Linked DNA regions of Homo sapiens: region 1 is linked to region 2. A link is an interaction called in ENCODE POLR2A ChIA-PET data of the cell type or tissue named here. Cell type or tissue: B cell. All regions are shown on one strand.

Region 1 (4,000 bases), 440 kb after region 2:
CTGTTTCACCGAGAGTTCATAGTACATTATATCACAGCCTAGACTTGGGAATGTACCCGTGTGAACTGTAGATGACTCAGCCTGGTGAGGACTCCATCAGGAGTTCACACCTGGAGATGTCTTCCCCTGACACTCCACTGGGACACCAGTGCCCAGGCAGACAATGAGGAGGGGGAAGAAAGTCCCAGTGAACAGGGAAACTGGGGACACCAAGTTTTGTCTGACTAGCAAAGGAGTGGAGGGTAAAGGTAAAACTGAGGGTTCAGTCTGAGTAAGCTCACAGGTGAAAGGGAAGGCAAACTGAGGACATTAGAGTTATAGCTGGCACTGTCAAAGGCTCTACCGCAAGACAGCTGCTGTCAGCTGCAGCATAGACTCAGGAAGTGATTGTGGTAAGATTCTATATGACAGCAACCACCTCCATGGAACTCCACACTCTTCTGACCACAGAAATAAAGGGTTATACATTTCTGTGAAGTTACCTACAAAGAAAAGCATTCCAGCATAGAAAGGACATTTAACTGTTATTCAAAGAGCATAGTGTTCTCTGGACATTTCTTGCATGGCCTAGAAAAAGGTATCCTATGCCCCTCTAAGAAGCAGTTGAAATAAAGGGAATCAGAGATTCCAGGGATGCCAGAGGTAAATACCTGAAGCAAAGAGGACCAAAAGGAAAGAAACCTTCTATGATGTGTCTGAATAAAGAGAAGTTAAAAAGGAGATTCTAATTTGTACTAAAATGCCTTTTGGAGATAATTGAAGTATAAACCATGATTTTTCAATTATTTAAATTTATGTTTCATTGATTCCTTAAAAAAAAACAATAAATCTTCCTTTTTAAATCCTTACTGCTTTTGTGAACAATACTTTTTTTGTACAAGGAGATTAGGCAAAGATTTTTTGCTATCACTACATCCCTTCACAAAAATACAAGCATTTAGGTATGTGTGTGGGCTTACATACCATTATATAGTTCTTAGTCTTCACAAAAGAACAATGGTAATTCATGTGCATTTGCAATGTTGGGAAAATATGCATGGCGTGCATTTATAGCATCTTACTTACAGATTTTTTTTTTTTTTTTTCAGAAAAAAGATGAATTAAAACTGTATTGCTGGCTGGGTATGGTGGCTCACATCTGTAATTCCAACACTTTGGGAGGCCAAGGTGGGCAGATCACGTGACATCAGGAGTTCGAGACCAGGCTGGCCAGCATGGCAAAACTCCATCTCTACTAAAAATATAAAAATTAGCTGGGCCTGGTGGCATGCGCCTGTAATCCCAGCTACTCAGGAGTCTGAGATGGGAGAAGCACTTGAACCCAGGAGCCAAGATTGCACCACTGCACTCCAGCCTGGGTGAGAGAGGGAGACTCCATCTCAAAAACAAAAACACTGTATTGCCTAAAGTCAGAAGAATGAATTAAATGAGCTCTTATGAGCCAAACTACCTTTACACATCCATAAAGAGAAGTAACAAACATTTTGAGAAGAGACTGGACCATGAAGACTACATCAGGGAGTATCTTGCATCTCAGTTGAACAAATATGCTGTTTCTCCACTACTACTTCCTATGCCAGGTCCACTGTGGCCTCTCCCCTGCTCCCTGCAGATCTCAGAATGTGAAGATCCCCTCCTACCATGGTACAACTGCCTGGATAGGGCAAGAGCAGCAGCTTCAGATTACTGTTGGATCAACTGCCTTCCCAAAGTAGGCCAGGCTATTTGGGATGAAAAACGATTTTTAAACACTAGGAATCCCCTACCAAAAAGTATCCTTTTACCAAGAGCAAAATGGGCCATGATTTGAAACAGCAGTAAGTATGTATAAAGCTTACATGGTCAACATTCTGGCCATGAAACAGACCTCTTTCTGAAAGACTCCAAAACTTACAAGGGTCTGTAGCAGGGAGACAGAAATAATCTCTGGACGTGATTACGTATATACAGATGCAAAATGTCAACAGTCATTAAAGAACAATGATTGCTAAAAGAGAAAGTCTTATCACAGTACTATCAACGATCCTAAACTGAGCCACTTGGTCAATTCCAAGCTGCATGATAACCTGACAACAGAGTGGAACAAAAGGAAGAGAAAACTTGGTAATTTGAAATCTGTTCTCTTGTTAATGCCCCACAAACTAGAGCTGTGCTTAGTTTTAACCTGTTGTTCTCTGATATTTTTAAAGGAAAGGCCAATATATTGAATCATATACACAAATGGAGACTTCTGAAAAGACGAGATAGATGTCTTCATTAGAAATACAGGTGGTATGTCAACAGTAGATAAAGGTTCCATCAAGCTTGAAGATTAGTTTCAATGAAAATTCAGGCTGGGCACAGTGGCTCATGCCTGTAATCCCAGCACTTTGGGAGGCCGAGGCGGGCAGATCACGAGGTCAGGAGACCTGAGACCATCGTGGCTAACACAGTGAAACCCCGTCTCTACTAAAAATACAAAAAATTAGTCAGGCATGGTGGTGCACCCCTAAAGTCCCAGCTACCCGGGAAGCTGACACAGGAGAATTGCTTGAAGCTGGGAGGCGGGGAGGTTGCAGGGAGCCAAGATCGTGCCACTGCACTCCAGCCTGGGTGACAGAACAAGACTCCATCTCAAAAAAAGAAAAATGAGAAATATGCCAAGGAGTTATCTCAGAAAAAGAACATTAAACTAGTAACTGAAATCTGGCCTTGGTCAAAGCAGTCACTCTTCTGTGCCTCAATTTTCCTACCTATAAAAGGATGAAACATGCTGGAGCCCAGCTCTGCTATGACCAACAGTAAGAAATTGGGCAGTTAATTTACCTCACTGGGTGTCATTTTTCTCATGCATAAAATGAGAGGCTCTTGTAGAGAACCCCTGAGGCCCACTCTCATTTTAGTTCTACGATACTGTAATAAGAGAAAAACATGGTGAAACATAAAATACTTTGTATGAAATGCCCCACATCAGTGCAGCTGAGCATTTGGATGATTTGTCCAAGTTTTAAGTTAGTTGTGGGAAATGATTTGGCTGCAATTTGATTCTTTTCTAATGCGGAGATACATATCCCCACAATAAATAAAAAGACGCGGTTAGAATTCTGTAAATATAAGCCCTGAATAAGTGCAGGATCCCTATACGTTTGGCCAATTGATCTCCACCCCTCACCTGATACAACAGAAGGGAAAGACTCAGGTTCTTCCATAGATCAGTGCTGGAGGAAGAACCATTCTCTTCTGTTTCCATGGTTGTGACATAAAGAAGCAGATGCTTTTTGGGGAATTACATATGCAGACATACAGTCACCCACAGACAGAAAAGACTTAGCCTTTGGCTTTGGACATGATTCAAACATTACATCACCTATCTGGGGATTATATTAAAACATAGCCCAGTAATGATTCAGTCACCTACTAGGTTTAATTTCTGACTAAATGAGAGTATTCCAGATTCTATGGAGCTCCTATTTCTACATTGATCTCTCTTTTTTTTTTGATATGGAATCTCATTCTGTTGCCCAGGCTGGAGTGCAGTGGCATGATCTTGGGTCACTGCAATCTCTGCCTCCCGGGTTCAAGCAGTCCCCCTGCCTCAGCCTCCTGAGTAGCTGGGATTATAGGCACATGCCACCATGCCCAGGTAATTTTTGTATGTTTTAGTAGAGACAGGGTTTCACCATGTTGACCAAGCTGGTCTTGAACTCTGGACCTCAGGTAATCCGCCCGCCTCGGCCTCCCAAAGTGCTGGGATTAAAGGCATGAGCCACCGCACCCAGCCCTCTACACTGATCTCTAATAGATGATTCAAGTCTTGCCCTTAGAAATTTCTCTAGGACAGAAAAAAAAAAAAAAAAAGTCAGTAAGTTTGAACCATTAAGAACTTAAGTGGGTTAAATGGGAAAGATATTCCCAGGATTCTCTCAACACCTTAACTTTATGCCCTGACTTTCCCATAAACACGAATCACAAATCAACAATCTTTCTCAGCTTCTTGGGCCAGTGAGGCTGAACCAGTGGC
Region 2 (4,000 bases):
TTTTGTTTTTTTAAGAATGAAATTTTATAACGTGCTTTTTCAGCTATATGCAATGTACATGAGCTTTCCTTCGCAATAAGTTTATAGCATTTTTAACACTTGTATATGGATAAGCTGCAGTGTATACATAACTAATCTTTTGTTATATATTTAGACTGACTTTTTTTTTCCTATTGTAAACCACTGAAATCAATATTTTTTGGTAAATTTTTAATTGTTCTCTTTGAGTAAATTGCTAGCAGTGAATTACTGGATCAAAGAATGCACTTTTTTTTAAGGCTTTTGGTATGCAGTATTGCCAAATTGCCCTTCAGAACAGTTGTGCAACTTACATTCTCTGCAGTCTTTTACTAATTCTTAACCTATTTACGTATTTATTTAAAATGATGCCCATAGCATCAACCCCGTTGTCCATAGCTATTCATACATCCTAGGAGCTTCAAGAATCTCAATTGAATAGTAGTAAGTAATAACTTAGGTAAATGCATAATAATTATCTAGGTAACATAATTTTTTATTGGGGAAAATTTCTTTGGTTTTTACAAGTTGTAAAGATTGTCGTTGAAATTTCATTTTTACCGTGGATGCAAAGATATTTTTCTAAATCTGGTAATTGCAGTCTTTAAACCAAAGATAACAGTAGGTGGTAGAAACATTCTGTGAAATCCTGACCAGTAGGAATGCTGGAGGTATCACTTTGTGTTGAATGGAAGGAGAAACGAATTGTTGAAAAGGTCAGTTAAGTGTTTCCTTTGCTTGGCCGGATGGGTAAGAAAATAACTGCTTTTGAAGCAGGCTTTTGCCAAAGAAAAAAGATCATTATTAATGAACATCACTATATTTCATATCTACAGTCAATTCATATAAATTACAGTCAATTTTCTTTTAAGACAGCTTGGTTTATTAAAATTTTTAAATAAAAAAGTTTTTAAGAAAAAATTACTTCTGAAGGATAATTCAAGGTGAAACTGCAAATCTGCCTCCTTGTTTTGTTGGGAATTTTTTTTTTTTTTTTTTTTTTTTGAGACGGAGTCTCACTCTATCACCCAGGTTGGAGTGCAGTGGTGCAATCTCAACTCACTGCACCCTCCGCCTCCCGGGTTTAAGCAATCCTCCTGCTTCAGCCTCCCGAGTAGCTGGGATCACAGGCACACACCACCATGCCTGGATAATTTCTGTATTTTTAGTAGAGACAGGGTTTTACCATTTTGGCCAGGCTGGTCTCGAACTCCTGACCTCAGGTGATCTGCCCATCTCGGCCTCCCAAAGTGCTGGGATTACAGCTGTGGGCCACCACACCCGGCCGTTTTGTTGGGATTTTTTTTTTTTAAGATCAAGACATAAATTTAAATGTTGTTTTAATAAATTGTTAAATTATCACATTGATCTGTTAGCAAATCCTCTCAGCTCTGCCTTCAATTATGTTAATAGTCTGTCTAGTTTCTTACCACCTCCACTGCTACTATGCTTACCACATCCAGCCTGTATTATTGCAATTGCCTCCTAATTGCTCTCCCTGCTTCTACCTTATCCCCTACTCCCACAGCTTATTTTCTGTAACATAGATGCCAAAGCAATCCTGTTAAAATGTGAGTCAGATTATGGCACTGCTCTTAAAACCTTCCAATGTCTTCTCATTTCTCTCAGTAAAAGCCAAACTCCTTACAATGCCTGTAGGCCTTACACGATCTGTCCTCCCATAACCTCTGACTTACTCACGTGCTTTTCTCCCACCAATCCACTCCAACCACATTGGGTTTTTTTCTGTTCCTGGAACACACTGAACACACACTAATAGCACTGTTCTTTCCTCTGTCTGAAACACTTTCCTCAGTTATCCCAAGCCTTCTTTCACGTCCTTCAGGTCCTTACTCAAATGTCACATTCATAGTGTAGACTTTCTGAAATTCTAAACCCTCCTCATACAGATATGTCTAAATGTTCTGTTATTTATTGACCCACCAGGACCGGGCAGGCAGCATTGTCTTGAAGGTGCTCATCTCTTTTAAAGCTAATGATATAGAAAAGGCAGTTCAATCTCTGGACAAGAATGGTGTGGATCTCCTAATGAAGTATATTTATAAAGGATTTGAGAGCCCGTCTGACAATAGCAGTGCTATGTTACTGCAATGGCATGAAAAGGTAAGTTATGAATTATAAATCTATATGACTGGTTCTTTTACAATAGGGAATGACAATGACAACCTCTCTCACCTAAATAACCATTTTGATTTGTTGTACATTTTTGTTATTACAAATAAAATGCATGAAAAGGATAGTTCATATTTATGTTTACTAGCCTTGGTCTTAAGAGATTCTGATTCCAACACTTGTGTTTATTCAACAATGATTATTAGTAATTAAACATAATCTTGAACTCTGAATTAAATCAAAACTTTGTAAAAGAAAATAAGCAATACAAATCAAGAATTCTTTCACAGTGACCAAAAGGTGAAAACAACACAAGGATCATAACAGATGAACAGCTAAATTGTGGTACATACATACAATGGAATATGATTCAACCATTAAAAGGAATGACATTCTGACACATGCTATAACATTAATAAACCTTGAAAACATACCAAGTGAAATGAGCCAAACACAAAAGAACTAATATTTTATAATTTTACTTATATGAAATAATCTAGGATAGGCAAACACAAAGGGACAGAAAGTCCTTAGAGGTTACTAGGAAGTAGGGAAAGCAAGGAATAGGGAGTTAGTGCTTAATAGGTACAGAGTTCCTCCTTGGAGTGGTAAAAAAGTTTTGGAAACAGATAGTGGTGATGGCTACAGTACATTGTGAATATAATTAATGCCAATGGATTTTACACTTAAAGATGGTTAAAATGGCAAATTTTGTGTTAGATATTTTACAACTTTTTTAAAGAATTAGGAGTTTGGAGGATCAAGAATTCTTAAATCATGTTTTTCTATTTTCATGTGTATATTTTGCAATGTAAGTAGATGCTGGTACATCATCTGTCAAAAGAGTATAAGTGATTTTGAGCTTTGGGTAAAAAACTGGATAACATGTAAATAGAACCAGTCATAAAAATATTGAGTGTTTGAAGTGTATCTGAGTGAAAACACAAACATAAGAAAAAAGCACATAGTAAAACAATAGTTCCCCCTTTTACTCTAAAATGCACCAATTTGGGTAGTAATTTATATGGCACCCTATTCATGGAACACTTTCTGTTGCCAGGTACCATACTATTAATGTTTTATTTAACCTTTACAACAACCCTGTGAAGTATATAAATATCTTTATCATCCTCAATTTACAGATGAAAAGCTAGCTTTAAAACCCAAGCAGCGTAGTTCTAGCATAGCCTCAAGATTGCAGTGAACATTGATTACTTATTATATTCCACATATTCTTCAAAGGACTTTATAAATATTAACTCATTTAATCCTCATAAAAATGGAGGGAAATGCTTGCTATTATTCCTCTTTTGTCACTGAGGAAACTGAGGCATGTGTGAAGTCTTCATTTCTTCCAAATGTCAGTCACCAGTTTTTACCAATCTTCGAAGTATTTCTGAAATCTATCTGTTCAAGCGTATCTAATGCAGCTGTTCACAGCATCTCTCCCAGTCTGTTGCCATAGCTTCCTGACTGGTTTCCCAGTTAACAGTTTTGCCTCCTTCAAATCTGTTCTCCACCCAGCCATCAAAATGATATCTTTAAAATCAAAATTGCCCTTGTCAGTCACCTGCAGGATAAAGTCAAAGTTCCCAAGTCTAGCTTCATCTTCCATGTCATTCTTCCCCTCAGGCTATAGCAATGCCAGCCTTTTTCCTGAATGCACCATATTGTTTCACACCTCCATACATTTGCTCATGATTTTCTGGTGTTAGCCTGTCACCTACTCATTCTTTTAATGTGTCATTTCCTCCATGAAGCCTTAGCTGAAACATTCCTCTATACTGTTAATCTGGGTATAAGCCTCTCCCTGGTGCTTTAATAGCACCTGCAGCACAACTCTCATTTC

The links. Peaks named below come from ENCODE experiments on the same cell type or tissue, not always from the same donor. Only the 100,000 strongest peaks of a DNase experiment are listed, where the experiment ranks them.
Region 1: POLR2A ChIA-PET joins it to region 2 with 5 read pairs; 3 of 35 experiments call an interaction of 5 or more read pairs at or near these places.

The regions. Positions count from the first base shown.
Region 1 is chr1:183,191,336-183,195,335 of GRCh38, reverse strand. All of the region lies in intron 1 of LAMC2 (laminin subunit gamma 2), which reads right to left. Among named protein-coding and RNA genes, the nearest start is that of LAMC2, 7.1 kb to the right of the region's middle. In B cell, no CTCF peak of the experiment used is centred here; no DNase peak of the experiment used is centred here.
Region 2 is chr1:183,628,603-183,632,602 of GRCh38, reverse strand. It overlaps ARPC5 (actin related protein 2/3 complex subunit 5), which reads left to right. Exons shown (of 4, transcript NM_005717.4): 3 at 1,966-2,142. Among named protein-coding and RNA genes, the nearest start is that of ARPC5, 5.2 kb to the left of the region's middle. In B cell, no CTCF peak of the experiment used is centred here; no DNase peak of the experiment used is centred here; H3K27ac peaks cover 687 bases.